Regions from separate parts of the Mus musculus genome. Here regions 1, 3 and 4 are each linked to region 2. The links are chromatin loops, found by intact Hi-C in ENCODE. Cell type or tissue: left cerebral cortex. All regions are shown on one strand.

The links. A loop is a pair of places that touch in the nucleus more often than their neighbours do. Peaks named below come from ENCODE experiments on the same cell type or tissue, not always from the same donor. Only the 100,000 strongest peaks of a DNase experiment are listed, where the experiment ranks them.
Region 1: a loop joins it to region 2, with 3 times the contacts of the local background. A loop is called at or near these places in 7 of 42 quality-filtered maps.
Region 3: a loop joins it to region 2, with 4 times the contacts of the local background. A loop is called at or near these places in 2 of 42 quality-filtered maps.
Region 4: it touches region 2 in a loop (2.4-fold over the local background); 7 of 42 quality-filtered maps call a loop at or near these places.

What each region holds. Positions count from the first base shown.
Region 1 is chr3:146,560,330-146,568,329 of GRCm38, forward strand. No RefSeq gene overlaps it. Among named protein-coding and RNA genes, the nearest start is that of Uox, 33 kb to the right of the region's middle. In left cerebral cortex, a CTCF peak has its summit at 4,143 (motif pointing right); DNase peaks (open chromatin) are centred at 4,157, 4,562 and 7,715; H3K27ac peaks cover 933 bases.
Region 2 is chr3:146,766,885-146,774,884 of GRCm38, forward strand. All of the region lies in intron 1 of Prkacb (protein kinase, cAMP dependent, catalytic, beta), which reads right to left. Among named protein-coding and RNA genes, the nearest start is that of Prkacb, 42 kb to the right of the region's middle. In left cerebral cortex, a CTCF peak has its summit at 3,241 (motif pointing right); DNase peaks (open chromatin) are centred at 12, 156, 1,057, 1,235 and 5 more places; H3K4me3 peaks cover 4,295 bases; H3K27ac peaks cover 4,926 bases.
Region 3 is chr3:146,180,418-146,188,417 of GRCm38, forward strand. Mcoln2 (mucolipin 2) reads left to right here. Exons shown (of 14, transcript NM_026656.5): 9 at 1,289-1,438; 10 at 3,050-3,151; 11 at 3,257-3,379. Among named protein-coding and RNA genes, the nearest start is that of Mcoln2, 35 kb to the left of the region's middle. In left cerebral cortex, CTCF peaks have their summits at 742 (motif pointing right) and 4,710 (motif pointing right); DNase peaks (open chromatin) are centred at 754 and 4,715.
Region 4 is chr3:146,680,775-146,688,774 of GRCm38, forward strand. Gm36521 (a long non-coding RNA gene) reads left to right here and starts at 4,241. Exons shown (of 3, transcript XR_376210.3): 1 at 4,241-4,330; 2 at 5,024-5,288; 3 at 7,399-7,533. It also overlaps a transcript of 4930503B20Rik not described here. In left cerebral cortex, CTCF peaks have their summits at 4,693 and 7,977; DNase peaks (open chromatin) are centred at 1,062, 1,732, 4,744, 5,326 and 3 more places; H3K4me3 peaks cover 1,787 bases; H3K27ac peaks cover 1,067 bases.

The sequences.
Region 1 (8,000 bases), 210 kb before region 2:
TGTCTGTGTGTGAGTGTGTGTCTGTGTATGTCTGTGTATATGTGTCTGTGTGTATGTGTGTATCTGTGTGTGTGTGTCTGTGTGTATGCTTGTGTGTGTCTGTGTGTGAGTGTGTGTCTGTGTGTGTCTGTGTATGTTTGTGTGTATGTGTGTGTATGTTTGTGTGTGTCTGTGTGTGTGTGCTGTTATGATCTGAGGAGACTTAGGTAACTAGCCTTCAGTTTTATATTCTGTGACTGTGGGTAACACTAGCTTCTCCAGGGGTGGCATCAAATGTACAGGGAACTAAATGAGGAACCACTTACCATTTGCTTCCACAGAGAGCTACTGGAGGGTGAAAGCTTTGAGTCTATGCTGGTCTCCCATCTTGTAGTCGTTTGAACCTCATCTTAGAACCCAGCCATCTTTCTTCATTCTATGAAGGCTTGGACGCCAGGCTCTAGGTTCACACTCTGTCCAGAGATCATTATTTCCAGCACAATCTACACCTGGTAAGGCTCTTTTCCCAGATCATGAATTCTCAAAGCCCTTCTAGACCCCCCCCCCTTTGCTTCCAACCTTGACCACCTTCTCCCAGCTAACTCTCCCACTGACTTGTGTGTTGGAGTGATATTTTTGTATACCGTGTGAAGATGTGTCTCTGTCCTTCCTTCGCCCGCCTAAGGCATCTTCTGATTGGCTAATAAAAAGCCTATGGCCTATTGCAAAAGGCAGGACAGTAAAGTGGGACTTTCGGGCAGAAAGACAACTCTGGAAAAGAGTCAGGTATGGCAAATTCCCCACCCAGACTTGGAGGAAGTTGGATGTATGAAACCGAGGACTGGTAACTAACCAGCCACGTGGCACATATAGCATAGAATAAATGGGTTAATATAAGCTCAGGGCTCATAGGGGAGCAAGCCTAGCTTAAGGCCTAGGTATTTACTCATAAATATAAACCTCTGTATCATTACTCAGGAACAAGAGCGAGCATAAAAACGCCGGGCGGGTTACACTCGTGCTTTTCACCCCGTGACTTCTTCGATATCTTCTGTGTCAGCCCACGCCAACCCCTCCTCTCCACACCAGCTTCACTACCTGCCTCATCCTCTGCTGCCTTCTTAACAGAAGAACAGTTTCCTCTTCCCTTCCCTCGGCTATTCCCAGCTATAGCAGAATCCACCCCACTTCTTGTTTCTGACTTTTAGCCCCTTTTGTTGATCTGTTGCAGCCGAAGGAAGCCACTCAACCATGTCTGTTTTTAAAATATTTCTTTTTGTTGAAATTATAATCACATCGCTCCCTTCCCTTCCCTCTCTCTAGCCTTTCTTCTGTACCTTCTCTCTCTCTCTCTCTCTCTCTCTCTCTCTCTCTCTCTCAAGTTCATAGCTTCTTTGTCTTTAGTTGTTATATACATGCAGTCCTAAGTATGTAAACACAACCTGCTTGGTCTACTGTTGCTTGTATGTATGATCTCAGAGCTCACCTCAGTTCCCTGTTTCCAGCCTTACAACCTATCTGTTGTGTGTAGCTTTGTTACCCCATCTAAGCTCCAGGACCGGGCTGTGTTACCATCCCCCACCCAGCTTCCCTTGAATCCACCGATAAGACACAGATACACAGCTGTTCAATTTTAACTTGCCTTTTGATCCAATTATTGGGCGCTACTATCTCCCTCTTAGAAAAAGCATGCCCTTATGAATATTCTTATCTCTGCACCTCCCACCTGCCCTAAACTTTAGTTGCTAAGTTACATCTAGTCCCTGCTAAATGCCCCTGACCACCTGCTATAGGAATGGCCTGTATGTTTCTAGATCTCACATGGCTGGTCAACTTATCTCCATCAGAAGCATGGCCAACTCATCTCTCCTCTCTTCCCTTGCATTTGTCCCTTGCTTCCAGGGACCTGGAAGTCCTTTATGTCTCTCCGCTTGCCTACAGAGACTCAGAAGTCCCCCTTATCCCTTCCAGCAATTGGCCCATCGCTTCTTTACTAACAGAGCAAGAACCAATTGGGGAACAGGACCTTAGCATCAGAACCACCTCCATACCTATCCCTCAACACTGTCTAGATAAGCTTGCTTTCTCTCTGTCTCTGTCTCTCCCTCCTCCCTCCCCCTCCTCCTTCTCCTCCTCCTCCTTCTTCCTCTCTCTCTCTCTCTCTCTCTCTCTCTCTCTCTCTCTCTCTCTCTGTCTCTCTCTGTGCTATGCTTCCAATGCAGGGCCTTGCTCACATCAGTCCAGGTCTCTGACACCGAACTAAAACCCTTCGTCAAGGCCTTCATCATTGTTTTGACAGTTTTCCTTTCTTTGTCTTCTGAAGCGCTGCTCTGGCGTGGAGATATAGCCAGGCTCTGTGCTTTCTTCCCAGCACCGTCATCCCTAACTCACCAGCCCCATTCAAAATCTCTCATGTTTCTTTCCTAGCTGCCAGGGGTCCCAGAAGAAAATGCATGCTTCCTCTTTTCCAAGACTCGGCCTGCATGCTTGATCATCGCTGTTGCTTTCTCTTCACATTCTCTTGAACTCGGACAGACCAATCAGGTCTTCCCTCCCTGTTCATTGGCTCATTCCTTGCATTTGAAGTACTGCCCGATGACACACTAGGCCTGGGCTTCTTTGCCATTGTCCTTAACCATTGCACAACTGCAACCAACCACTTTCTGTGGCTCCCCTTCTCGATGGATTTTTACAGAGGCCTACCCATTCTCCTGGTTTCTTGTTGTTACCAACCTTGACAATATGGTGCTCGGCACAAAGTGCCCCCACCAACTTGACATACACGGGCTCATCACATTTGGATGCAAATGCACAGAGATGGGCGTGGTGCTTGTCTAAGGCTTTGGCAGTTTTGCATATGCCTTGTGCTAGGCCATTGTGGATAAGGGCGGTCTTCAGCACCTCTTATAGAGCAGTGTTGACATCCATTACACCCACAGCAGCTATGCCTTCCTTGGCCATGGTGGTGAATATTGGTGGTGCTGAAATTTGAACGCCCGAACCTCTTCCTCTGCTCAACAGGGACTGGGGACAGCTGCTCTTCCTTATTAACCTTCAGTCTCCCGTCTGTTAATCTTAGGAAGCTTAGCTCCTGTGCCTTCTCCCTGTGTGCTGTCTGGTTGTTTTCTTCACATCACTATGATAGTTTTACATCGTTATCATTATTGTTATTATTATTTTACTTTCTGCCATTACATTCTTGTTTATCATTTAAGCTCACACTAAAGTTGGATTTCTAACCAGACTCTCTTGAGGTCATTAGGGCTCATCTTTCATGACCTTCCCTTTGCCTTTGACATTGCCCACTGTTCTTGTGAAATTTTATTGTCTTCTGATAATCTCTCCTAGCTGCCCTCATGAGTCTTTGGGTGCTCTGACTCAGTTCCCATTAACATACTGTCAAACAGCGTTGGCGGGGTACCCCAAATGTCCATCTAGCTCAGCCATTTTCATTTCCCACACCCTCTCTTTAGCTGATTAAACCCATGCCATGATTTTACCTTGGATGGACAGATTAATATATTGATAATTCTTCAGCCTGGCTACGGAGTCAGGCTCTGTTAGACAATAGCTTCATGGGCAGAGTGTAGTCGTGTGGGCTTACGTGTACATCTAAACTGTGATGGGCCCACTTCTGCCCTTCCTTGGTTTTAATGTTAGAAGTCAATTATTCCCAGGGAGAAAGAAACCAACATTTCTATGGAATTCTCTCTCTTTTATTATGAGTATTAAGTGATCATCAAAAGTTACCTGTTAGCAATACAAGTACTTTCTTGTCTTGGGTTTTCCCACAAGTTCTGATGGCCAAATAACTAAAATCAGTAGGTCAGAGCCACCGTAAGTGCCAGGCTCAACACAAGTTAAAAAACTAGAGATGAAGAGTCACAGGCAGCAGAAGACCTGGGCCTTGACAGATTTCCTTCATGTCTATGGAATGGGGGAGGGGGGCTGGGGGGGGCTGGGGAGGGACCTCTCTAGATTCTTTTATGTGTGTTTCTGAAATCCTTGGAATATAACTTTGCAGGTGAAATTCGAAGCTGTCTGATCAAAGTGTCTAACCTCATCTGTTTTGTTTTAAACTTGGGGCTGGAGGAGGCAAAACAAAACCAAGAAAAACAATGAATATGCCCCGGAAATCAAATCCAACAGCGTACGTTTCTGGTCAGCAGGGGGCGCACTGTTCCTTTACTCTGGGAAGATTTTTTTCACCTAGGCAACAAGTCTTCTTTAATAATGACTACATCCTAGCAACAGGAGGAAAAAATAATGAAAAAAAAATCAATACATTTTCTCCCTCGTGGTTGCTATTTTTTAAAATAGCTATTTTTGCCAGTATAATTGAGGCGTGTTGCCATAGGACGGGATCCTTGGTTGTCTTTTTGTTGTTTCTCTGTTCTGTCCAGTCTCTTTCTGATTGGGGGTGGCAGGGGGTGGCTTGGGTGGTGGGATGGAAGGCTGTGAGGGTGTTAAAAGCTGTAATGGGGGCTGGGGCTGTGGCACAGGTCAGCATCTCCTGACATAGAAACAAAGACTCTGATTTTCGTTAAAATGGTCAAATCAGCCAGACTGGGTTGCTGTCTGTGACGACCTTTTGTTTGAGTGAATTGATTCAAGGAGACAGAAATGGGAACATGATGTTCTCAGAGGCGGCTGGAAGGATCCTGTCTAGAAGGCCGTGGGTAGCAGCGGATTGAGAACGGGAGAAAAGGGGCCCTCTCTTACCTGGATGCTACTTTGATTTTGAAGAAAACATTATACTCTGTATAATACTTTATGCATTCCGTATTTTTATAAAGAGGAAGAGATGCAATGGATTTGAAAATCAAGCCAGTATATTTCTACATAGCAGTTCATACAAGAGACCTAGCTTGGCTCATTAATATCTGGGCATGTTGGCAGTGCATATGTGTACCATGTGTTCATGCACAGCTATGTACATTTGTTTATATCTACTTAGCAAACATATATGCATATATGTAGACCCAAACCAATAATACAGAGGCACCAAAATGAAGAGAATTCTTTTTCAAAGGATTATACTTTCAGAATAATTGCTCCACTCTCTTACAGAGAACAATAATAGCTCACAGGCAGAAATATTAAAGATTAAAAAAAATTCTTTACTTCCTAGAATTCTTATTTGATTCAGAGAAATTTATGCCGTTTATTTCACAAGCACGTTTTCATCAAGAAAGAATTAGAAATTATGCCTCCAGTAAATCTTTTAATATACAGCCATTCTTATTCAATAATGTGTGTGATTGGATACCCTGTCAGGAATCTTCCCCTCACCCCACTGTGAAAATATTGTATGAACATTTTAAGAGAAAAGGAAATCTAGTTTAGCACTAAGAAACCCTACATCTTCTTCACCAAAGCCCTGAAATGGCTGACTTTTTTCCATAGTAATTTGTTTTGTTTTTCTAAAAGATAGTAGGGGTGTGTTAATTTGAAATTGACAGCAACAGTGTCATTGTCATCATCATGAACAACAACATCATCAACAACAAGAGCATCAACAGCAACACAGCAACGATGGATTTAAAGGGCACGGAGTGGGATTAGATCTTGCCTGTTAATGCAGAGATTCACAAGGCGCTAGTGAGGTCAAGCAGCAAATTCCCCTGTGGCTCGACCGTTACGCATTCCTGTTGTCAGAGATACATCACTAATTAATCCTACATAACCTTCCATCTCACAAACTGTTGCCCTTCAGATCAGAGGCACTAAAACAGTCTCCATCAAGCTCCCTGGCCTATTTCTACTTCCATATGATCTTTGGAAAATCCCTGCAGAAGGCTTATGCTTAGTTTACCTGTTTCAGGAAACCTGTTTTCAGACTAGACCCAAACTGGCATTCATTGAAAATCCTGGAGACCGGGGCTCAGCAATGGAATCCTGGCTCCCTCCTTGCCAGTCATGAGCACTGAGGCAACCCCTTGCCCTTCTCAGCCTTTATCCACTCACAGCAGAGAAGAGTCTGCTCCCTGACTTCCATCTTGTCATGACATGATCTCCTAAGTACGAAGTGCTCAGTGTAGAGCAAGACTCTCAGCACTGTAAATACTTCAGGACACGGAGCACTTTACCTTCCTGGTCACGGTAGCTCCACATGTGAAACAGCAAAGAGGAGGCAGAATTGAGGGCTAGAGGTGATTGTGAAGATGGAGGAAGGAAGAAAATGAAAAGTCCTCATGTCCCCAAAGTTACATTGTTGGATGTATTGGGTTTTCCCTCCAGACAAGATGCTACACACATCCCTGTGTGTCCTTGTACACAGTCTTGTACAAAGTCTCACGTGAGTGAGAACTACATCAGAAGTACAAATATGGTGGCCATCGGAGCAATCGATAGTGGATTAGATTGATTGCCGACAGTATCTCTAGTAAGATGAGAGTCAGGGCAGAACACTGAGCAAAACAGCTCGAGTTCAGATGGAAGAAAGGAAAACTTGGAAGATGGTGATAGGAGAGAGGAGGGAGGCAAACATTACACACATACATACACACATACACATAATACATACATCCCACACACACATCCCACACATACATACATGCCACACACACCACACATATACACATACACATACAAACACATATATGACATAACACATACACACGACATATAACAAACACACAGTTTTGTGGCCTCATCAGTTAAGGGTACTTGATGTTTTTGTAGAGGCCCTGGATCCAGTTCTCAGCGCCCACACAGCTCACAACCAACTGTAACAAACTTCAGTTCCAGAGGATCCCACTTATGCATGTGGTACACAGACATATGAACAGGCACACACACACACACACACACACACACACACACACACACACACACACATACGCGCACGCGCGCACGCGCTTGTACCTATACACATACACAAGGGACCATCTTTAAAACAACACACAAAAATACATGTATATGTGCATAACTTATGTGTGACTCATGCTTGTACATCAGAAAGAACATAAAAAAAATCCCCAATTATCTTTGGATGAGATTTTCAATATTGCAACCTGAAATAAATTTCATATTTTAAGTAGCGATGATATTAAAAGCCAGAATAATGCAACCTAAACTTGCCAACCTAACATTTTTATTTTGGAAAGTAATTTCTCTAAGATGCTTTATGTAGTACTTTGCCCTTCTTAAACAGAATGTTCTGAGCACAAGTTGACCTTTTCTTCATAGCTCACTTTAGACATCCATCATCTTGCTGTGTGATAGTCCAGCCGTGCCCTCAGGAGTGTCTGGGGTGCACACGCAGGGCTGCAGGCCAAAGCTAAATGGCTCCAGACAGCAGCACTTAAGAGCTTTGTGTTTCCACCTGTCATTCCCCTGCCTCTGTTAGTGTGTCCCGACTGCTTCGTTCTTTGTGTTTCCACCTGTCATTCCCCTGCCTCTGTCAGTGTGCCCCGACTTCTTCGTTTTGTGTATACCTGTGGAACGAGTGATGCCAACCACCCCCAAGGTACAAAGACTCAGGAACAGCCAGTCCTGTTTGGTGGGTTCTCCCACCCCCAGGTATGACCCAAAAGTGACCCAAAAGAACTCAGGCACTTCCTGCCCACCTGGACCAGGAAGGGACTGAAATTTAGTTACAAGCCTGACTTCCTGGACATGGGGAAAACCCAGCGAGTCATACAGCATGGACCAGCCTGTCCCTGGTTCCCAGACCTCCTCCTCCTCCTCAAAGACGCGTAAAGCTGAGTCACCAGGAAGCTCTGATTAAGTCCTGATCTACAGATGGTCCTGAGCTCTGGGCACTGCTCTCCGTGACTCACCAAGTTCACTGCTTCGCTCCTGTTGCTTTTCTGTCTTTTGAGTGGGATTAATTTTGTCCCTACCCAAATTGGCTATTTCCCGAGCTACTTTTCCTGGTCTCCAGGAACCAGCTATCCTAGAGACAGAGTATGCCATAGTTAGAATTTGTTGTTTATTTCCCACACATGAAGGTACTACTTCCCTGGGCTGCAGAGCCGCCTGCTCACATGGTCGTGGGCACTCCCAAGGGCAGAGGC
Region 2 (8,000 bases):
TCCTGCCTATTTTTGCAGTGAGATCATAAGAAATCTTCTTCCACTGAAACAACAGAATGCAAAATCATCCTCTCTAGTCACCCCACCGTGTACAGAAGACCCGCTCTTGCTCCCCTTATCAGCTGTAACAAAGGACCTGTTGACTGGTGTTTCTTCTCCACAGCTTGCTGGCTCCGGTTTTCCGAATAGGAATTGGTATGTGAACCAGGAGTGCACAGTAACTCAATGTGTCAGATGACTCAGCTCCATCTTACACAAACAGCACTGCAACCTGCTACATGCTGTGATGATAGAACACCAGGCACAGAGAAAATAATGAAATCACGTGGTCTCAGAAAGAAAAGTGGAGAAAGGTGTTTTAATTCCAGGCTCCTTCACCAGTGCCAGTGCTGGTCCTTGTCAAAGCTTAGCTCTTCCTTTGCCTCGGAAGGCAACAGCACCTATCGCTGTGCATGCTGTGCCATGTCGTCTAGTCGGAGGGCCGTATGGAACCCAGATGAATTTGGGGAGAACTCCTTTACAATGTTTTCACAAAACTTGCTTAACAAGAGAAAATCCTCACCAAATGAAAGCAACTTACAAGGGGGCAGCCAAGGCTCTTCTTCCATTTACAAGCAATCTTTCGATGCCAGAGAGGAAAGAGCAGATGAGAACAATTAAAGTCCTCAAGGGATAGCTTTCACTTAAGATCCAGAGACTCACAGGCAAATATATAATCCGCTTTTGTGCTTTGAAAGTATAGCAACATCACCTTCAGAGTTTGTAATGGAGATACTGAAAGCTATTATTGTTTGTGTGATTTCTACAAGGAATATAACTATGGGAGGTCATTACTCATACATGACGCACAGGTGGATCTCCCCTAACTTGCTAAGGAGCTTAATCTTTAGATTCCAGATTTGCAATTCCAGAATTGCAAGTTTCACACTGTATTAAGAAATGGACTTATTTCAATTTAAAACTCAGTATGAAAAGTCATCTGAAGAGGCAGAAACATGAAGCCAGTCAGTGTAAGGCCGCTGAAAAGAGACTGATGCCCAGTTCTAAAGGCCTTCCTAGTGTTATTGGGCCTAGAGAAAACTCCTGATGTACAGTCAATGGAACTAAATGAGCATATACACAACCAGGGTGACAAGTTACAAACAACCCTAGATTCTTGCTTTTCTTCTCATGCGGGTTATGGAGTCACTAAGAGAAGCGAGGACCAGAGATAAAGGGACAGATGTTAAGGGAGAAAGACGAAGCTGACTCTTGTAATGGATGTCTCAGGTAGTGACTGAGGCGTGGGCAGGAATGAGATCACTCAGACAATGCAGCGCTGAGAGGGCCAAGAGCAGATAGATTCTCACAGAAGAAGAACATAGAATTACCAGGAAGGAAAAAAGAAAGCTTTCCAGCAATTTCCACATAAACATAGCTGTATGCACCACATAGAGAAACTCATCATAATTTTAGACTCAGATAAAACGGCCCAATATTTGATTATTTTTATTAATGAAGCCACACTTATAATTTCCCATACTTTAAATGGCTAGAGCACTCAAGTCACAGCAGGAATGAATTTATTTAGGACTGAACCTCCTTGGAGAAGCCAATGTCTACTTGTTACCAGCACACGTGTGTGGTAGAAAGGGCTGTCGGGAGGCAACTATGACCAAGCACACAAACCTTTCCGCCATAGCTCAGGACGAGAAAGGAACAGCAGCGATGTCCCCCACTCAAACACCAGCTGGCCAGATCCAACAGCACCACTGTGGCTGGTAAAGATTCTAAGGCTATGTGCAAACTTTTAAAGGAAACATAGCTTTATCCAAATAAATGAATAGCATGATAACCAGCTTTCATATCTGCAGAATTCTAAGAAATGTCAACACATTGATTTCACACTATCAGCCCAAATTTCAAGGACTAAATCAGAAAATCTACTCTGGAAACAAGAACGTAATCGTCCAGGCAATTCTTCACATTTTCATGTAAGACAACTCCTTGTGTATCAAACGCCACTCTGTAACATGAAGGTAATTTTAGATTGCAGCAGGATAAAGAGCATTTCCTCCCTTTAATGAAGCCATCTCTACTTATGACGACAAGGTTCTTTGGCTTTGAATGCCTTCACTATACCATTAAAAAAACTTTCTGATCCAGAAGCCAATCCTACATGTCTTAGGCAAGAACCCTGTCATCACAGGGCCACATAATGCTCCCCCTATAAGGGACACCTGGACCAGCCCTTTCCGGCTCAGCAGAGATGCTAATGAGTGATGCTCTGAGCAAACACTCTCTCTGACAACAGTGTGTCTATTTTTAGCTGCAGGTTTGCTTGAAGTGAACAGCTCCTGCCCTATGGTAAGCTGCAGTACACACTATGGCAGATTTTCTCGGAAAAAAAAATAAAAATAAAAGCACTTTTGAACATCCTAAGAAAAATAAACAGTCATAGCAAAAGATAAATTTTTCACAAGCGATTTAGTTTCATAAATCATTTTCCCAAACTAATTTTAACAAAGCCTCCAAAGCCAAAACATACATATTTATTTCATCCTTAATTCACTATTTTAAACTACTTACAATTAAAAGCAACCCTCAAAAAAAAATCAATACAATTTTGGCAGCATCTTATTTTCAGAATTAGTATTTAAAAAATAGTGCCCAAAAGAACCTAACAAAAAATAGTATTTGGATGACAAAAGTAATTAAAGTTATGTTAAATATGGATATCTTGAACACCAAATACTAAAATAAAAACCTCCTTTGCAGTATATAGGTATTCTCCTTATCTTTACAATACAGAAAACAAGAGCAGTTCTAGTGAACAGAGATCAACCATAGAGACAATCAGAGCTGGCATGCTGGAGCTGTCAGCACTGGCTGTTTACAGCTCCTAATGGCTCTCCCGGGCTCTTTACAATAATGCCTACTTTAAAAGCATCAACACAAAGGTCATTACCACAGCTCTGGCTTTAATAACCTTGTCTACAAAATATTTTTCCTTGTACAACTAAATATTTTTTAAAAATATATAGTTGAAAAGTCTCCGAGACCAACTCACCATTCATGATGACAGGCAATGTCTCCAGAGCATATTGCTCAGAACAACAGCCCGACTGCAAAGGGAGTTATGCTAATCTCTGGAGGCAGCGATGGTGTAAACACATACGCTGGAGCAGGCAGCCGAAAACCAAGAGCTCTCTTTTGTTTTAAAAGAAAAGCCCCCAAAGCAACGCCCAAATGCCCAGTAGGAGGTACTACTAGATAAGAGAATAATGCCAAAGATGTTTTATGTAACGAGGTTTAGCTTTTTTTTCCCCAGCTAGCTATCCTAGCTTCCTTCATATACCTCCAGAATAACTCAAAATGGCAGAGAGAAAATGCAAACCAGGATGTATACGATATTCTCAATCCTATCAGCATGAGCTGTTACCACGGCAACATTAGACCAGCATTATCAGTTTCCTTCTAACCAAGAGGTAGCTTTCCTGAAGCTTTAACCAACTAAAGCAAATAAACTACCTTTTTATTTTAGGGTAGCGTGATGTCCACATTACGACATTCTCTCCATGTAAGCACTGAGCTACCCTCTTCCCACACCGCTCAAGCCTATCTTTAAATGCTGTTTGCTTCACATACTCACACAAGCCCATGTTGGATCCAGCGAGGAACGACAGCAGAGTGATTGCGCCTAAATGCCTTTCATTACAGCAGCTCCTACTGCTGCGGACCTCACGGAGACTCAAGTGCTGTGTGCTGTTGCTAGTGACTATTGGCGATGAATCTTATTGCCCAGATCGCTGACAGCTTTCATTTTTCACGAGCCAAAAGCTATACTGCGGCACAAATGTTAACTATTTAAACATTCTGTACCATGGGGTAATGTTATCTAAATCTTCTTTTATAAAGGAAAATCAGGGAATAGCACTTGTAAATTTCCATTAAATTCAGCATTGAGTATCTGATATTACCAAGATATTATTTTTAAAAGACCACACACAACAAATTTACTAGTAACCATTATCCAAGAGTGACATTCCTCTCATGATACAGTACTCTGAGGACAGACTGTACGGCAAGGTGGGTAGGCTGGGTGGCATGATGAGCAGGGTGTTCTAATCTCAGAGACCTCTGATTTGCAGCACTGGTAAGAGGAAGGGACTAGAGAACTGGGGCTGAGGCAGAACTTCAGCAGGTGAATCTGCACCTTTAAAGCTGCCAGAAAAGGCGGCACTTGTGATGAACAGTCAGTCAGCAAACCTCCCCAAGAAACAACAGAGCTGGACAGGGGTGCAGGAAAGGACCTGCACTGCTCTGGTACAGGCCCATTACAGACAAGCTGGGAAGCATTTTAGGAGGCAGTACTGGACTCTGGGTAAAAATACTCAAGTCTGAGGTGTTCTTGTCTGCTCAGATCCCTCCAGCTTGGTCTGGAAGGCTTAGCAGTGACACCATCAGAGACCCAAACTCTACACTGTAAAAAAAAAAAAAAAAAAAAAAAAAAAAAAGTGAAGTGGAAGGAATCAGGAATACTGCCCAGCTCCAGTAGCCGAATGTCCAAGCAGAGGCAGGCAGCACTGATGGTCTAGACAGAGCTTTAGCAAGGAAATGGCTGCACAGGGCATTATGAGCCCCATTTGAGATCCAAAATTTAAAACTGTTATGGACCAAATGTGTACTTCCTGATCACGTGGCCCACCAGCATGATTTCAGATAGCATACAACACTGAGTTCTGGGACTCAGGGTAACATCAAATCAGAATTGAGAGATGTGCAGCACATACCATGAAGGACATTCAATCTACAAACTGGACTAAAGATGCTGAACATGAAATGAAAACATAAGTCCTTGGAGGAAAAAGATTAAATAGAATACAGAGTTACTACAAATACCTTATTTTAAGCCCCTGATTTTTGTCCAAACATACATCATTCACGATGAGAATAACAAGCAGGAATGGCATTTATGTACAGCTAAAAAGTATTTGCAACTGGCTAGTGAAATGTTAGATGAAATAAAAGGGAACTGTTTAAGGACTTGATGAGAATGATACAGATGGAAATGTCAGTACAGAAAAGAAAAATATGAAAAAACAAAAAGTAGAGATCTGACAAATTAATAGAAAAACTTAAACTCACTCTAATACTAACACCCCATTTCAGAAGGAAAATGGCCCTAACCCTGTAAATGTGAGCTGAAGATAGATGAGTAACTATGAAGAACAAACTCCAAGGAAAGTACAAGTCTCACACAGGCATCCAATCTGAGGGCTCAACATACATCTAAGAGGAAACAAGAGGAAAGAGGAAACGTTTAAAAGAACAGTGACTGACAATGTCCTACTGAAAGAAGAGCCCCCAGTCTACAAGGCAGGTGAAGCTAGCAGTTAAGCTAATGCTAGCTGGGGCAAACACAAAGACACCTACACCTAGACACTTCAAATTCAAGTTACTGAACAATAAAGACAAAGGAAGAAATCTTAATTTGTAGCAAGAGAAAAACCAGTACTAATGTACAAAGGAAAAACAATTCAATTGAGTGCTAACTTCGCAAGTAGAACTAAGAGTGGCCAGAAGACAGTGAAATGATATTTTGAAATGCTAGAAGAAACAAGAAACAAAACTGCCCAGTAATAACTGTACATCCAGGAAAACGATCGCCCACAAACGTAAAATTCCAGGAGAAATTATAATAGAGAACATGTGTTTTAAGTACAAATGCACAGTGGAGTTTTCAGACGACAACGAAATGCCATTAAAGGGTAAGCTGACAGGAAGGGACAAAGAATACCAAAAAAGCAAACTAAAGAGGAAACATGTATGTGCACCTACATGCATATATACACATATAATGGTTATACACAGTCTTATATATGTGGCTGTGTATGTGGTGGTATCAAACCTTAAACTGCTAGGTAAGAGTTCAAAATGTACAGATGCAATATAGATGAAAATAATAATAATCAAATTTAGATAAGACATTTATTGGTTCAAAGAAGTTCTATTTAACTAGAGAATTATGTCAATCATATCCTAAAATAGATTGTTATCAGATAAAGTCATTAAAAACCAAAGGCACCTACTAAGAAAAATATTTTAACACAGCTATAACAGAATGGACCCTGCCCAAAAAACAAGCAACAACAGCTCTCACTGACTTCCACTTATGCACCTGAGTTCCTCCTTTCATGCCCAGTCAGTCAACGTGCTTATTGCAAGAGTGGTAACACAGCCCACATGAAGGTGCGTGATGAACACAACACTAGGGGATTAAGTCACACACAAGAGAAAACGATGCAGTGCACAAATGCAGTTTAAGTGTGAACTTGAGGTTGCTGCTCACTTAGCCTGACATACTGCTTCAGAGTAGACTTTCTAACATATAAACAGAAGGCTGTGTTCTAACAGAATGTTAAATACTATAGTACCAAAACACACAAGCCAGCAACCAATCTGTTTACTCTCATCACTACACATTATCTATGGGCTGTAATTATATGAGGTGCACCTTTCTACAGCTCTCGGAGCAGTAACTTTGTTGATGATAGTATTTCTATAAAGACATGAACAATGCATTGACCTATGGGATTAGCACAGCTATGGCATCACTATGCAATACGAAGGTCTGTACTCCAAGATGATGGAGTGGAGCTGCAGCCACAGAGGACGACGCTCACTGTTCACTGAAACTCAATGATGCAAAGCCGGGCTCGAGTTGGTGACTTCAGGCTCTTCTCTTAATAATTCATAGGAAAAGTAGACAGGAAGTGAACACGGATGGATCAAACTTGTACAACGACACTGAAAACTCATACACATAAAATGAGGTGCTAAAAGTGAGCAGAATGTTAATCTTTTGCAATGTACATGAAAATGCTCTGTGTTCATATGCAAGACAAAATAATAAATGAATTAATCAAAAGGCTTGTTCAATCTTTTAAAATACATTCTCTTCTCAGGTATAATTAAGGGCTTGCGAGATGGTTGAGTGGAAGACATCTGGCACCAAGTCTGATGGCCTGAGCTCCATTCCCAGGCCCACAACGTGGCTGGCGAGAACCAGCTCCTGTAAGTGGCCGCTCCTCTGACTTCCACATCTATGCCATGGCATGCACATACCACACACACACACACACACACACACACACACACTCCACATATGTTCAAAAAATTTTTAAAAAGCATAATTAAGGAATCAACAACAGGAGAGAATGTGGAAATCCTCAGACACTGTACCACAAAGAAATCCCAAAGAAAATAAGGAAACCTTCTGAAAAGGAAGGAAACAACCTACACACTTCTCTGGGAGGCTCCCAGGGCTCCATGCTGGCCGAGTGTGCCCATGTCCAAGAGGTCTCACAACCAGTAAGTATTGTGCTATCATCTGAGAACCAACTGTAGAAATAGAAAACTGTGGGTGATTAGCAGGTCCCAAAGTGGTCATTTCTTCCATTTTGTTGAAACTAATGAAAATGGAAGCAATTACTAATAAAATTGAAAATATGAGATTGAAAATTGCAAATCTCACCAATAATACGAAAGTGCCTGCAAGTCTGCTGAAGACATGAGCATGCAGGCTTGTCTTAGAAAGGCAAGACAGTTCCATGTTGAAGAGTAATGAATCAAATACATCAGTAACACGAAGGACAAACCACATGACCACCAGCAAGTGCAGCATCAGCAGCAGCGAGTCCTCTCAAGAACTAACAGTAGAAGGGTTTCTCAGTCTGCTGTGCAGAGAAAATTCCCGTGATTTACATCACACTTGACAGTGAGAGAGGAGCTGCTTTCCTGTAAGATGGGTACAAAGCACTCCTCTGCATTAACTTTGTATAGCCAGGGCAACTAGGAGAAATATTAAAGACATTTCCATACATAACAAGCTTTATGTGAAGGCCACATGATTCAATCTGAAGAGAATTTTAAAGTTATAAAGAAACTTACCAATAATCATTTGAAAAATAAGCAGGAAAGAATTTAAAAGTGAAATTCAGAAATGGTCTTATTCACAA
Region 3 (8,000 bases), 590 kb before region 2:
TACTGACTTCCAGGCAGCTAGGATCCTTATCCTAGGGTCTTAAAGCCCACACTCACAGGGCCACACCTAATCCAACAGGGCCACACCTATTCCAACATGGCCACGCCCACTCCAACATGGCCACACCCACTCCAACATGGCCACACCTACTCCAACCTGGACACACCTACTCCAACCTGGACACACCTACTCCATCAGGGCTATACCCTCTAATAGTGCCACTCCCTGGGCTTAAAGTTGAGCTAACAACTACAGGTATTTGTGGTGATCTCTCAAGCGTTTAGAGGTTTCCAGAATGAAGATTTTATTTCAGGGATGACCCTAAGAGCATGCGTGGGTTGCATCATTTTCTGTCTTCAAGTCAGAATTCACTTTGAGGAGGAGGCAAATGGGTTATAATGAAACACAAATAATTAGATTTGATTTCTTGAATAGTTTCATTGTAATTTTTTTTTTTTTTGGCTGTTTAAGTATGTTTTCTCAGGAGTGTGTACTGACTTCAGCTTACTGTGTGTGTTATTCTGGCGTGAGGTGGGAATCTAGGGTCCCACTGGGGTCAGGGGAAACAGGAAGACACTGAAATACTTCAGAGCAGGAAATGGCTCATGTTCTATTTCCTTTGATCTCGACTTCCACTTTGACTTTAAATTATTATTTTTTTTGAGATTTATATATTTTAATTTTGTGTGTCTGAGTGTTTTGCATGCATGCGTGTCTGCACACCATGTACATGCGGTGCCCCCAGAGGCCAGGAGAGGGCAGCAGATCTCCTGAAACTGGAGCTACAGACAGTTGTGAGCTGACCCCAGGTCCTCTGGAAGAACAGCCAGTGTTCTCAAGCAGACATCTCTCCAGACCCTTGGCTTTCACTTTGTAAACATCTACTTCATATCTGCCTTCCAGGCCTCTGGATATTCTGTATCCAAGGTTGAAGTCCCTCTCTGCCAAGTTCAGGGACAGCATTGGGGACACAGTACCCTCATCTGGACCACAAGAGGATCCTAGTTCAAGGGGTTGCCATCAATCAGCTTAAATGAGGGCATAGTTTGCAGTATTTGGAACACAGTCTGTGTTAGTGTTCTTGGAAGGACAGCATAGGTGCTCAGGGTTTGGGTTAATCTAGCAGATGTTCAAATGCTTGCTTACACGGGAGTAGACAACTCCACTCGGCTGTGGCACCGCGTCTCCCTGTGAGGTGGATCTGCCAGCTCGGAATTGTTTGCTCTTGTCTTCTGCCTCCGGAGGTCAGTGTGACTTGTAAGACGTCTTTTTTACATGTTTGCCGTAGAGATTTCTAAACTTCTTCCTGGAGAAGTACAAACAGCGCGTGTGTGGCGCTGACCAGTGGGAATTCGTCAACGGATGGTACGTCCTGGTCACTATCAGCGACCTCATGACAATAATTGGATCCATATTGAAGATGGAAATCAAAGCCAAGGTCAGTGACATCTAGAACCTTATATTGTCCCGGATGACCTCAGGTCATCCTGTAAGACATGGAGTCTTTCTGGGGAATCTTTCTGGGGACTAGCCTGCTTCTTGTGTTTTCTCTTTTCTGTCACCCATTGCTTCACGTTCTTCTCCAGGAAGAGTGCGCTGTGGAAGGTGACACCCTATGGCCTTCCTCCAGGAATGCAGGTAGCATCATTTGAACAGGAATTAAGTTTGGGGAGACTGAGGGAATGGGCTTTATATTCATTTATTTTTCGATGTATCTATTTACTTATGTAAGTTGCAAAGGAGGCGGCTGGTACACAGAGCAGACATTTCTCCTAAACACCTGAAGGGCCAGTGGCAGGTGTGAGGCATCGCAGATGCTGTGAGCCCCAATGGCCAAGAGATCCCCAGCTCTCAAGTGCCTATATGGTCTGACCAGTTGCATATGTTGGTTGGTTTGTTCTCACGACTAGGCTGAGTCTCTCAACTGTTCTCTTCTCTGTTCTACATCACTCTCACAAAACTGCCCTCACCATAGCTACAGGGTCTCCCTGTCTCTATTCCAGCTTCCTTTGGCTTCCCTCGGGCTGACTCCCTCTCTGGCCTGGCCTCCCTCAGCAGCTTTGTGATTCTGACCTTCTATCCCGCAGACCCAGCCGTACAGTGGCTGGGCAGTCTTCCTGAAACTACCCATCTTGCTGTTACCATCCTTTCTGCCTTCCAGGATCTACTTAGGATGAAGTGACCTCCGCTTCATCATGGCCTCTAGGGTCCCCATCATTTATCTCTGGTTCCATCCTGGCTCTAATACTGCCATTCCACACACCAGGCCTCAGCCTCGGGGTGTGTTCAGACTCTGTCCCTATGCCGTAGACTTCTCTCCAGCCTGCGCTGTGTGTCCCGCTGCGCTCCAGGTCATCCCCATGCGAAGGCCTCTGGGACAAGTGTCAGCAGCATATCTCTCATTGAATTTAGCATATTGTATTAAATGGCTGCTTGTCTCTTCAGTGAAGCCTAGAATCCCTTGAGAGCAGGAACTCGTGTCTGTAAGTCACACTGGAGTTTGCTTCCGAAAGTCAATGGATTATATTGCTTGTTCTTTGCCAAACACCAGGCCCTTTCATGCCTAGGCCAGTGGCAAATGCAAGTCCTATTTCAGAATAATAAGTTCTAAAAAATACTAAAATAAAACCCAAAAATTTGAAGCTTCCCTCTTCTTCCTTCCCCTCCCCTTCCCTCCCCCTCCTTCTCCCTCTTTCTTCTCCTCTCCCCTCTTCCTCTTCTCCTCCTCCTCCTCTTTTTCTTCTTTTTCTTTTTCTTCTTCTGCCTCTTCTTCTTCATCCTTCTCCCCACTCATTCTCTTTCTCCTTCTTCCTTTTCTTCATTTTTGTTTTGAAACAAGGTCTCACTCTGAAGTCCAGGCTGGCCTAGAAATTACTATGTGGTCCAGGCTGGCCTTGGAAATGCATGTTGATTCTGTAGTCTCAGCCTCCCAAGTACTGGGGTGATAGACATAGGTAGGGGACAGTCAGTTCTTCTCATCTGTTAAAGTGAGGTAAGCAAGCCAAGGGGACTGGGGTGTCGGCTCAGCTGTTTTCTTTTCCCTCCTCAGAAGCTCACAAACTATGACGTGTGCAGCATCTTGCTCGGGACGTCGACGCTCTTTGTCTGGGTTGGAGTCATCAGATATCTGGGTTACTTTCAGACGTACAACGTAAGCTCTCAGAAGTGCCATTGTGGTTGACACGGGCTCCTCCTCTGAGTTCTGCCAGCTGGTTCTCATCCTCCGAGACGAGCTGTCCGCGCCTTTGTCTTCCAGGTGCTCATTTTAACCATGCAAGCCTCACTGCCCAAAGTTCTCCGGTTCTGTGCTTGCGCTGGCATGATCTACCTGGGGTACACCTTCTGCGGCTGGATTGTCTTAGGACCGTACCACGAGAAGGTGTGTAGCACCAATTCTTTCTGCATCGAGGGCACGTGGGGCCCTTTGCCTGAGTCTCGAGCACGTATCTCTGCCACTCTTCTCCAGCGAACACCCTGGATGTCTGTCTTGATGCTTCTTTTTCTATTTCTCTGCCGTCTCCTTTTCGGGATAGTGAACTCACTTTAGGATATTGGAATAAGAACACCTCTCATAGTAGTCTGAGCCAGGCTGAGGATCTGACACATTCAATCAGCTGATTAGCAGGGAACAGTGTTTACCTGTGGGATCACTGTCAGCAAGCTAAAAACAAAAGAGTAAGGGAATTATGATAGAGTCGCTCTAGTGTGAAGCATTAGGGTCTACATCCACATTGGCTGAGAGCGACAGAGAAGAGTGATGGCCCTGCCTGGAGTGAGCACTTCATCTGTCTTAACATACGCACACATCCTTGAAGGTGGTTTTGACAGTCTCAGGTCTGCGTCTCAGCTGAGTTTCTAACTATATTTCCTTTCAGTACCATCCTAAGTCCAGGACCAAGCTTATAGTCAAGCTATAGTCAATCCTGAGAGCTCTGAGGAAGAAGTGCTGTGAGTTCAAGGCCAGCCTGGGCGAAATGCTATATTCTGGGCTAGCCTAGGAAGAGAAGGAGACTTTGTCTCAAAACAATGATATAATTGATCGGTAGAACATCACAAGAAGTGAGTGAGGCTGTGCTCCAAGCCAAACAATGAAAAGGGTCATTGCGCCTCATGGCATTCCTTTCCTTGTCCCTGGGTCCTTGGAACAACAGAAAAAGAATAGCAGTCACCATTACTGACTGGAGTAGTGCTGTGTGGGACCTTCCAGGGTCTCTCTCATGTCACACACAATCCTGTCACACTCCTCAGACACCCAGTAAGGAGGAAGGAGGCAGGAACAGAAGGGATTTCCTCCAAGCTAAGTTCTGACCTTGACATTAACTGAAATATGTGGTTTGCAAGCTTTTCATAGAATGAGTGATACACATGGCTCGGACCCTCCCCGCTGTCCCTATCCAATCAAACCCCAGTGTGGAATACCAGCGATCCCTGCCCGTCTGTTACATTTAATGTGTCCAAAAAGAGTCCTGATTTTTTTTTTCCCAGTGAGCAAGGAGGCAGCCTCCAGCATAGCGGCAAATCCTGACAATCCTATTGATTTTCCCTGCCTCGTGTCACGTCTTTGAAGGTGACTCACGGGTAAAGATTGCTCTTTGATATGATAACTCCAACATGGAGAGCTCACTGTCTTTACCAAGTCCAAGAGCATTTGCAGTTTTCTTCCTCTTGCTTGCCTCCTGCTCCGGGAGCAGCTTCACCTATCTGTCACTAGAGGGCACTGTTGCACCGTGTGGAATAAATAAATACTGGGTCTAACCAGGCTTTCATCAATCCACTGGTCCCAAGACAGCCGGACAAGCGGTCCTATGTCCTTTGTCACACGCTCTGTGCAGTTCTGTCCCTAGTCATTATTCTGAAAGGTTCGAAGTTAATACCGTTTGAAGTTTACTGAATGGCTGCTATTCTTTGCTTTTTGTTAGGCCTGGTGTCCAAGTTCTTTATCTCCCTGGCTATTCCTCCTCTCATTAGTCTTCTGTCACTGGGATAAAATGCCCGGCAAACCAGCTCTTAAGGACGAAAGGATTATTTTAGCTCATGGCTCCAGTGCAGGGTCACTTGGCCCCATCGCCTTAGGGCTGGTGACCAGGCAGTGCATCATGGAAGGACATGACAAAGGAGGCCTGTTTGCTACACAGTAGCCATAAGGAAAGAGGGAAGCAGGAAGGGTTGGTTTTCCAACAGCCCTTTCAAAGCATATCCCTAGAAGTCTCCCACTAGGCGCTGTCTCCTAAGGTCGCCCAGTGGTGCTACAGTTTGGAGACCAATCCTTTAACGCATGTGCCTTTGGAGTCACTTTGAGGTCAGAGCTACCATACCCCATCTTCTCTTTCCCGTGAGATGGCACCATCCTTTACGGAGAGAGAACCTTGATATACCAAGGCATTTCTGTGGTCACCCAGACAGTAAGTCACAGCGTCACACCAGGCCTGCCCAGCCTCTGTTATCATGCTTTGATATCAAGAACAGCTGAGCATCGAGGCCAACGTTATTAGCACTTTTAGAATCGCAGCAACCTTGAGTGTGGACGCCATTCACCATTTCCAACACACAAGCCAACAGAAGACTCTAAAGGGAAGGTGTCGGGAAAATTCTTACTTGGTGCGACCGACTGGAGTCAAAGCAGCAGACTTTAGCTTCCTGCCTTCCTGTTACACATCTGATTTCAGCGGTTCAGCCTCAGGGACCCAACCGTCACATCGATGCCCATTTCCAGCACTAATGGACTTTGGCACTGTGCTCCTTGAAAACGCCTAGGTACAGGGAGCTAAAGACAGCGGATCGTCTTTCACACTGCATTCTGAATTATTAAGCACGCCTCTAATGTGGCTTTTACATTTCCTGTCTTCAGGGGACTTTTTTTTTTTTTACTATGATGCATGAATAATAGTTTTGTATTATCTCCATTTTACAAATACGAAGAACAAGCCACTGATAAATCATCGCACTTTGCTAAGGCCAGGGGCAAAATTGTGACATTTCCAAAGCTTCTGGTCTTGCCCAGACACTTCGCTTACTCATAATGAGCCAGCTAAAACATTTTACTGTTATAAAAGATTCTTATTACCTGCCTCAAACCATACTTTAAGTCATTCTGACATAGCGATTGCAGGCTGTATCTGCATTAGGACGAGAGGTCTTTCAGCTCGCTCACAAGCATCATTTGTGACGTAAAGGTTTTGGTTCCTTCTGTGATTTCATACGACCACCAGGACTATTGATTGGAACTACCCATTGACTGTTTATTAGCAGTCTCTGTGCACATAGCGCTGGGGCGACTGAGTTCCCAGAAGGCAGAGACTGTGGCTCATTCCTCTTCATGTTTTTGGTACCCACCCTGGTGCCTGCAATGTGTCAAGTGTTCAGCGAGTTTGCTGGTGAGAGCCAGTTGCCCTGCCTTCCAAGGTGTGATGGCTAATCTGCACGGTCAACCCACCTGGACTGAGCGTCACCTCGGAGACACACCTCCAGGCATAAGCATTTGGGCATTTCCAGAAAGTTCTAACAGAGGAGGGGGGGGGGGACTCATCCTGAATGTGAGTGGCATCATGAAAGGGTTCAGAGTCCAGAATGAATAAAAGGGGGGGAGGAAGAGACCTGGGAGAGAGTCTGATTCTCGTCCTGCTGAGATGCAAGCAACTGGCTATGTACACTCCCACTGCCCCACCTTCCTGACACGACAAATTGTATATCTAACCCCCCCACCCCCCAAAAAACTGTAAGGAAGATAAATCCTCCTTCCTTGCCAAGTGTTTGTTCATACTGACAAGAAAATCAGCTAGACATGGGGTCTTGCTGTGCCTAAGAGCTAGCCAATGTGCTACCCAACTGAAGACATTTTAGCTCCCGCCATTGGTTGCTTTTTTTATGCCCATGTGTTGGAATGTGGCCACTAAAACAACTTTGGTTTTAGTCTATTCTTGTGGTAGAAAGATGACCCAGTATGCTTTATCAGGTCTTTGCTGTAATCTGGCGGGCTAGAGCAGGTCTTATATGTACACAGGAGGGAGAGGTATAATGGTTATAAATATGTTAATGTTGAGACGGGCATTGTGTCTATATTGAGCATGTTCACACAGGAAGCTAAGGCATAGATCTGATAGGTACTGACCAACAAGCTACCTGAAGTTCTGAAACAGGAAGCACACAGTGTTAGAGGCCTTGAAATGAAAGAAAGAGATTGACCAGGTTACAAAAGAACTGACGAGCTCCAAGATGCTGTTAAAATGTCACTGGCATTCAGAGAAGCCAACTTTAGCCTGATTACTGTCTTAAGCTGGTGACAGTAGGAAACATGCCAGGAACTTCCCGTCTAACTGTTAAGCAGTCCGCATACTTACTGCTTAAGAGATCTGCTCAACTGGATGCTTCCTGCAAGACTCCAAAGAGAGCAACATTAGCCTCGCTCTGCAGAGTGACTTTGTGAGGGCTAGAGAGTGATCACTGTTGGGACATGTTCTCCTACCCGCATCCTGCCCGTCTCTTTCTAGTGTTAAGACAAGTGTAAGATGTAAGCTTTGCTCTGCAACTGAGGTATAGAAATGCATTCCAGGGCATTTAAAGGACAGCCCTACCACATTCTCAGAGTTCTTGCTGATAAAGAGCAGGGGCTGCAGCTGACAGAGCATCCTATCCCCAAGAAGACTTTGATTTAGCTCTTGAATGTTGACTTTGATGCAGAGGGAAAGGAAGAATACATGAGAGGAAGAGACCAGATTCTACAGGGAAATTTGCGGTGGGAAGAGCTAAGCATGGATATTAATATTGACAAGAGGCAACTGTGAGGCAACATGGAAGGACTTACTGGAACTTTCTGTGCTTCTGTTTTCAGTTTTATGGCCATACGCAAGAGAAATGTCTTTAAACCTATCTTTATGAGATTTAGTGAGGATTGGATAAAGAGACGATCATGTCAAAGACTTCCCTAGAAAGGAATGACATCAGAAAGGAAGAGGGAGGGAGGCTCGTATCATGAAGCACACGGGCTTTGGAGGACCACAGAG
Region 4 (8,000 bases), 86 kb before region 2:
CAGGGCCATTTCCCTTGTTGTCCATGTCGACAGAGAGCATGGGGCAGCGGGCAGAGTTCCTTTACTTCCGCAACTAATCAATAAGGGAGAAAAGCTTGGGTTTAATTCTTCAAAAGGGAGAGGGGACATACTCCCAACCGGAAACATACAAGTCCACACAGTTCACGCATGCTCGTTTCCGTCTCCAGTCCCCTCCTGCTGGAGAGACAGGACCACAGCTCAGAGGCTGGAGGACAGCTCGCGGTGCTCTCTTTTGCATCGCCTTCACAGTAAGAATGTACAAATAAAACTGAAGCCTCCTCCTAAACAAGGGACTGTGACCTGGCAGGGCTTCCTCCAAATGCCTAGCTCCCTGAAGACATTGCAACCCATAGTCAGAAGTAGAGAAAAACAAGCCTTCATTTCTGGACCCCTCTGTGATTTTTTTTTCTTCATTTTTCAGTTCCCTATCTTTCAACGAAATGCAGAAGGGACTTAATTAAAGCCTTTGTCAGAAAGTATTCCCCTACCTCATATATTATTAGCGAAACTCAATCTGGGAGGTAGCCATGCCAAAGTAAAGCAGAAAGCTAAAAATAAATAAATAAATAAATAAATGCCAACAACAAACAAACAACTAAAACCAACCAACCAACCAACCAACCAAAACAACAACAACAAAACTCCCAGACATTGTATCACAGAAGGGGTGGTGGGGTTCAAGGTGGGGTGTTGAGATGTTAGGATCTGTGTGGGGGCTGGGGACTGGGGGGCAGGCAGCTCATCAGATTTATGTAAAACCATAAAAAACATTTGAGATACAGTAACACCACTGTCTTTTTGTTTATCAGATGACGAATGTATAAAAAATAAAAGCCCTCCCCAACTTATATACAATTAGCAAAAGGGGGAGGGGAACCTGCTTTAAATACAAGAAAGTCAAAACAAAAAGCCTGGCCTGGAAATCTGTTTCCCTGAATTCAGCTAAAGCCATAATTTAAATACATTTCCTCTCAGACCACTTTAGACTTCGACACTCCTTCTCCGGGGATCCCTGTGACACGGCAAGTGCACTGTTCAGTAAATTCAGAAGATGCCGTTACTTTGCCAGAAGTGGATGACTAGCAAACAACATCGCAAGTGTGAGATCAGAGTGCGTGTGCGTGTGCGCACACACACACACACACACACACACACACACACACACAAACTTCCAACTGCCAAGCCTCTAAGATCACTGCTAAAGAAAGCCAATATTTATAATATAGATATTAGCACCCATGCACACAGTCACAGAGTAGACACACACACACACACACACACACACACACACACAGAGAGAGAGAGAGAGAGAGAGAGAGAGAGAGAGAGAGAGCTGCTGCTCCAGCCACATGAAGAATGGCACTTTAGTTGGAAACTATTACACATTCACCATTTTCGATGCATCTCAGAAACAAAACAGAACAACTGAAGCCACGCTCTGCAACAGCGCACCACGCCGTCTTATTATCCTTACTATCATTTATTTCCCTTTTCTTTCATGAAAAGGTAAAAAGCAAACCTACCTAGAAGCAACTAAAACACAGCGTTTTTTTTTTTTTTAAATAGGCTTATCAAGAACAGCCAAAGAAACCCCAATGCTTTCTTTCACAAAGTAGTCGGGCAAGAGAATTCAAATCAGGAGGTACAATTTGACACAGTGAAATAAAACCAGGCTGGCTTGCAGCCAACATGACGTTAGGAATCGCACACAAGCCGCAACTGCCTTCTGGTTGGTTCATGGCTGACTTTTTAAAGCTACAGCGTGCCCTGTTCACTTTGGCTAACTACCTTCAGCGCAATTAGCGGGAGGGGATGATTCCCCACTTCCAAAGAGGCAGAGTTCTCCTTGCACATGCCTTGTACAAGCAAGAAGCTGTTTCCATAGCTGCTTCCTTCCCCTAACCCTTCCCTGTTGCCACACAGGTCTTAATGCTCTTCTGCAGCCATGCCATGTTTCAAACTATTTTGTCTTCTCCCTGAGGGAAAAATAAGAGAAAATCCAGGGCTTACGGGCTGTCCACAGTGAACACTCGGAAACTGAGTCCTGCATTAGTCTTTCTTTTTCCTAACAGAGGCGGGGACAAAGTTCCCGGAGCTGGCTTTTAAGTAATCTCTTTGTGAGGATAAGGAAGGCTCTGGTCAGCTAGCAAATCCCTCACTCCTCATAGGAAGCAGCAACTCTCAGAGAGAATATGAAATAGAAGACCAGAGCTCCCGCAAACATTCACACTCCACCCCAGGAAGCCAATCAAAACCAAACAGAAACAAGCAAACCCTTTTTCTCTACAAAAGAAAAACTTCAAATTTAAGGGTTGTCTTAGTTGCATAAAAAGCTTAACACCTCCCCCCCACCCCACCCCAAGAAAAATTCAGTTAACACTTCTAACCCTGAGCATTTGATCCTGCTTAGGTCACATATAATTAAGGCATGCCAACCTACCGCCATCTTAAGTTCTAATTCAGGAAACTGAGAGTAGAGGAAAGAGACTAGGGTTGAGTTTTCGATTGTTATCTGTTCAATCTTACAGTTAGTTCCTGGATTGGCTGGAAACTGCTACTTGGTTTACATGTGTATGTAGAGGTGGTATTCCTCTCTCTCTCTCTCCCTCTCTCTCTCTCTCTCTCTCTCTCTCTCTCTCTCTGTGTGTGTGTGTGTGTCTTTCTCTGTCTCTCTCTTTCTTTCTCTGTCTCTCTCTCTCTGTGTCTTTCTCTGTCTCTCTCTCTTTCTCTGTCTCTCTCTGTCTCTCTCTCTCTGTCTCTGTCTCTCTCTCTCTCTCTTTGTATGGGGTGGTATTCCTCTGTGTGTGTGTGGAGGGGTGGTATTCCTGAGGTGGGGAGACATTCCCATAAACCTTAACATATTGTATATATGTGGTAGGAAACAGATACCAACATTTCGATGCTTTTAATTCAAGATATCCACTGACCCCAATGCTTGGCACCAACAAAACCCAAGCCAAAACAGTGACAAAACAAATAAACCCCACTCAAAACAACATTCAAGATCCATACTAGGACCCTCAGTTCTCAGCAAGTGGAATGTGTACATTTTAGGCAGAACCTAGGATAAACTGGCTTCCCTTTTCTCTACTAACCCTTAAGGGCATTCAGAGATCAAAGGTTAACAGGTATAGTCTAAATCTAGATCCTGAATGCCAAAATCACTCACACATCTATTTTAGGAATGGCATTAGAAATTTTCAGCTTCCTGAAAGACCATAGCTGAGAAACATTTATTCAAAGTCTCTCTTTTCTGGGCTTTGCCTCTACTGCCTCATTGCAACAAGCAGTTGTAAATTTTTAGGGGTGAATGGTAACTGCTCAGTATTTCTATGTACTATTTTGGGCTGAGGTCCATATGTGGGTGCATTATCATGAATGACCAAAATAGGGTCACGGATCATTGACTGTCAGCAGATCCATACTCTGGGACTTCATGGGAACTCCTAACTCGTTTCCCAATGACAAAAGATAAAAAGGATGGCTTTGCATTGGGAGTCAGGGGACAGTACAGCTGAGAACTGCTCTCAAAGGAGCTCTGGTCACATCCTCCAAGGGAAAGGCTCAAAGAGATGTAGGCATGCCCGAGTTCCTCAGGCACACTGATGGGAGGAAGGCCTCTGGAGTTTCCCCAAGTGCCTTCTCCCTCCCTTCCTGCCTGCTGTGTTCAAAAGTTTGCCTACGTAAATGTGTTTCTGGAAGTGTTACAGGTCTCCAAAATGATGGTTTCACTTACCATCTAGTTTCTAACTTTGGAAATAAACGGACATTTGTGAATGTCAGTGTGGATTCAGCCACTCATCTTTGTACACTCCACAAGCACATTAGCCATTTACTCTTGTCTGAGGGACTTGTATATTAACTATGTTAACATTGTATTTGAGTTACGTGAAGCACGTGAACGTTATATGCTTTGTGATTGCAGAACGTGGTGTGTGTGTGTGTGTGTGTGTGTAGGGGCGCCCAAAAAAGATTTTCTAAGGAAGTACATCCGTACTGAGGTAGCTATGGATACCCTGGCTTCTGGATTCTGGAATAGAGAACCTTTGGGCCCACTTGAAAGTGCCCTTGGATGGGGGAGGGGAGGCCAGCAGGAAGAGCGCACTTTGAGTGGCTTCTATGTTGACCCGCACCCACCTCCAGGAAGCACCGACGGCCCAGGAAAGCCAGGCTGTTCTGTAGGAACCTTCCACCTGGTCCCGTGCTGGACCGAAGTCCCCGAGGGCAGAGCTGCACGCGTCCCGAAGGGCGTCTCCTGGGCAAAGCACGGGCGTCTTCCCCGCCAGCGTCGTCTAAGCAACTGGAGGTGGTGCGTGGGACAGAGGGAAAAGTTTCTTCTGAGATTCTGAGGGAGTACAGGGCGGTCTCAGTGTTGGGTGGGAGTTGCTAGGTGTGTGGCGCAGACCCTAGCACCTACGACCTGCCCTGTCCCGCCAGCTCTGCCCTGCTCCACTCCAGGTGACAAAGTGTTCGCCCGCGGGGTACCGAACTCACGGGGACCGCAGGGCGGGCGTTTGGGGTAAATTGGGTGTTTTGTTTGTTTGTTTGTTTTTGTTCTTATCCTGGTGTTCTCTGGTTCCTTTCATCCTGGAGAGGAGGGCGGGCGTGTTCCCAGGACAGCCTGCGAGCCCATCACTTACCTCCCACCCAGCCGCCGGGTGGCCGCCACGCGCGAAGCCCAGAGCAGCGCGAAGCACGGGGCACGCCGGGAGTTGTAGTCCACCGTGGCGCCGGAGGGTCTCAGAAGCCGGGCGGAGGCAGAGTGGAGAGGCAGAGGCTCTAAGAGGGAAAGGACTGAATCCGCTGGGATTCTGAGGAGGACATTTGCCAATGCCTCAAAACTTCCAGGGAGCAGAAGGGAGGGGCTCCTCCCGGCAAACTCTGTACAGCGGAGGTTTTCGGGTTACCAACATTTTCTGTGGATAACCCCTCTGAAGTTGTAAGTCTAACTTTAGCAATTATGATTACAAGACATTTCCCAGACCAAGTTCCTATTTTGTAGGGCTCAACTTTCTCTTCCCTGGGAACACGTGTATCGCATACTTTGCTTAGAAGCTCCTGTTTTTCTTGTTGGAGAAACTGCATCGCTCCATCCTAGGGTAACTGGACTCTCCATTTACAGACCACTCTATAGCACTCTTTACAAAGCGCTGTTTATTTATTTGCTCCATTCTCTTCCATCCATAAAGCAACATCGGGATTAAAGCAAAGAAAAGCTGAAGATGCGGCTTTGTGTGTAACCTGAGGAGAGGAGCTCGGAGTCACCTGTACGTAGTCACTTCTCTTCATTGTTAGGAGGAGAGAGGGAGAGAGGCCTGGCAACTGCTGCTGTAGACGCTGAGCTAAAAAAGAGCTTTCCTGGAGCATTTCTTAAAACAGCCGGTGAGGTCTGCAGAGATAGCTCGGGCAGTAACATGCTTGCCTGTTAAATGTAAAACTCTCAGGAAGTGTTCTAGATATTAGGCCTATTTTATGAAAAAATGAGCCAGAAAGGACACTTACCAGCAAGGAGAAAAAAGCCAGGTGTAGTGACTTCAGATCTGGGAAGGCAGGGGATCCCTAAGGCTTGCTGGACAGCTAGCCTGGTGTCCTGGGCTAGTTCTAGACCAAAGAGAGACTAGGTAACAAACAAATGGAGATTGTATCTTTAGCCCAGCACTTGAGTTTGCCTCTGGTCTCTATACTCACACAGACGTACGAAGACACTTGCACCAAGGAACACACACCACACACCACTCGCCCATCTGTAATAGTCGGTAAATAGATTAGCAAACAGCTGCTCTGGAGCTAAGCCAGACAGGGTGCCAGTGGACACACAAGCCTCCAACCTCAACTCAGAAGCCATCTTGATAACCACTTGCAAAGGCTATATCAACCACACTTACGGACAGATCCATGCCTGGCAGTAGATTGCCAGTGCTGATACGTTGTGGTTTCCGGTCTTGTGCCCTTGTGCCTTCTCTATGTGTGAATGTGTGTGCCTCTGCATTTATGTTTCTTTGGCTCTTTTGTTGTTGTTGGCTTGTGCGCTTGTTTTGTCTTATTCTGCTTTGTTTTTAATTTCATCATATTTTATTATTATTTTTAGATGCCTGTTTGTTTTCTAATGAGAGAGAAAAAGAAAGGGCATGGATTTGGGTGTGTGGGGAGACTCTGGAAGGAGCTGGGGGAGGGAAACCAAGTATATCTTAGGAAAAAATATCTAATTTTAACAATAAATATATATTTATTTTATATTAATAAAATAAATGAATCGTAAGTGATAGATACATAGGTAGCCACCCGATGCATTAGGAGAGCAAAGTGGGAAAGAAAAGGCAGCAGGAAAGAAATTCAATGGAAGATTCTAAGATAAAATATGATACTGTAGGGTCAAAGGAGGCCAAAGACAGCCAGGGGATGTGGAAGCCACCAAGACCTAGAATCCTGGTGTTGTCACTCCTGAGTTAGGTCTAGGTACAAAAAGTTATTTAACCTCTCCGGATCTCTTTGACCTCAGCATTAAAGTATAAGAAGTTCCAGTTGTGTAACAATAGCTCTGAGTGGCAGTTCAGATTAAAATAGGCAGGAGACACTTAGAATAGTGTGTGGCCTATTCTAAGCACGGAGCTAATGTTACTTACTATTATTACCTACAGAAATTCCTTTTGTGGAAGTATCAAGAAATGAATTGGCGTGGAAGCCGTGTGGGGAGGCTGTGACTGTGTTCTAAGCTACACAGCATCTTAAATTGCAGTGACAGACAGGAAGCAGCCAGGAGAGTCTTCAGAGAGAAGAGGCAGGGCAGGGCAAGCATCTGCATGTGAGGGAAGAAGAGGAGGGAGTCCAAAGCAGTCATCATGTTCTGGATTTAGAATATGCTTGGGGTTGCCATTTCAGACACAGACACAGCCATGGCAATACAAAGTTTTGGAGGAAAATAGCCAGTTTGGCTTGAAACCAAACAGGAGCTTTTCTGGGCATGAATGACCACATAACAGTTGGAAATGCTACTTTGAATATCATGCAGTGATACAGAGTTTTAAGAGTCATTCATAGAGGGGAAGTTGGAAAGCTTGTGTAGAGACAAGAGGAGTGGGCAGGGGGAGCTGAGGTGTCCTGTGATGGTGGCAGGCAAGGGGCTGGTCAAGTGCCAGCCAAAGGCTGCAGGGGTGGAGTCCAGCAGAGACAAGAAAAGAAGGAGCCATGAGGGGGGGGGGGGGCAGGCCAGCAGCACTGTCACACGGAGGGGGAGCCGGCCACACAGAAGAGACCATTGCGCGTATAACCTGCCTGGGGGATTGTTTTGGAAGTTGGTGCGGGTGAGTTTTTTCTTGCTGCTGACTGGAAAAGGATGGAGTTGCTGGAGCTAAGAATGCTGCGCATCTTCCATTGCAGGGGAACTCCTGAACTGGCGCACACCCTGTGTGGCTCCATCGTGCCACAGCCCTGCAGTTCACATAGGGAAATCCCGTGTTGAACCATCCCAGCGCACACTTAAACATAAAGTGCTTTTCACGTGCTTTTAAGATACCTTGGCTTTTCCTGGAGTGTAGCCGCTTGAATGGTGACATCATCCGTGGAATTTGCGGCACCAGTGCAGTTCACCTTGCGGGGCTCCCCATTTTTCCCCAGGTGATCATATCATGTGGACACGAAGATCTACTTCACCAGCATTTATTTCTCCTTCCTAATAGTAATTACCTCCTAAAATGGTTAAATTTGATTGTCCACTGGGCTTGATGTGGGATCAACTAAGGCATGCGTGGGGCAGGTCTGTGAAGGAATATCAAGGAATAGTTAGATGAGGTGAAGAAGCCCTTCCTAGTGCTCATCACCTTCCCCGTTTCTCCCTCCCCCTCAATCTCCACAGCATCTGCTGAGTGCTGCTCTGTGGATTTCTGAAGGCAGAAATAGCCGGGTCACCAGCGTGGCTGGGATAGGGACTAGAAGAATAATCAGAGGAAGGCTAGGGATGACCATGAGGTGGAGACAGACGC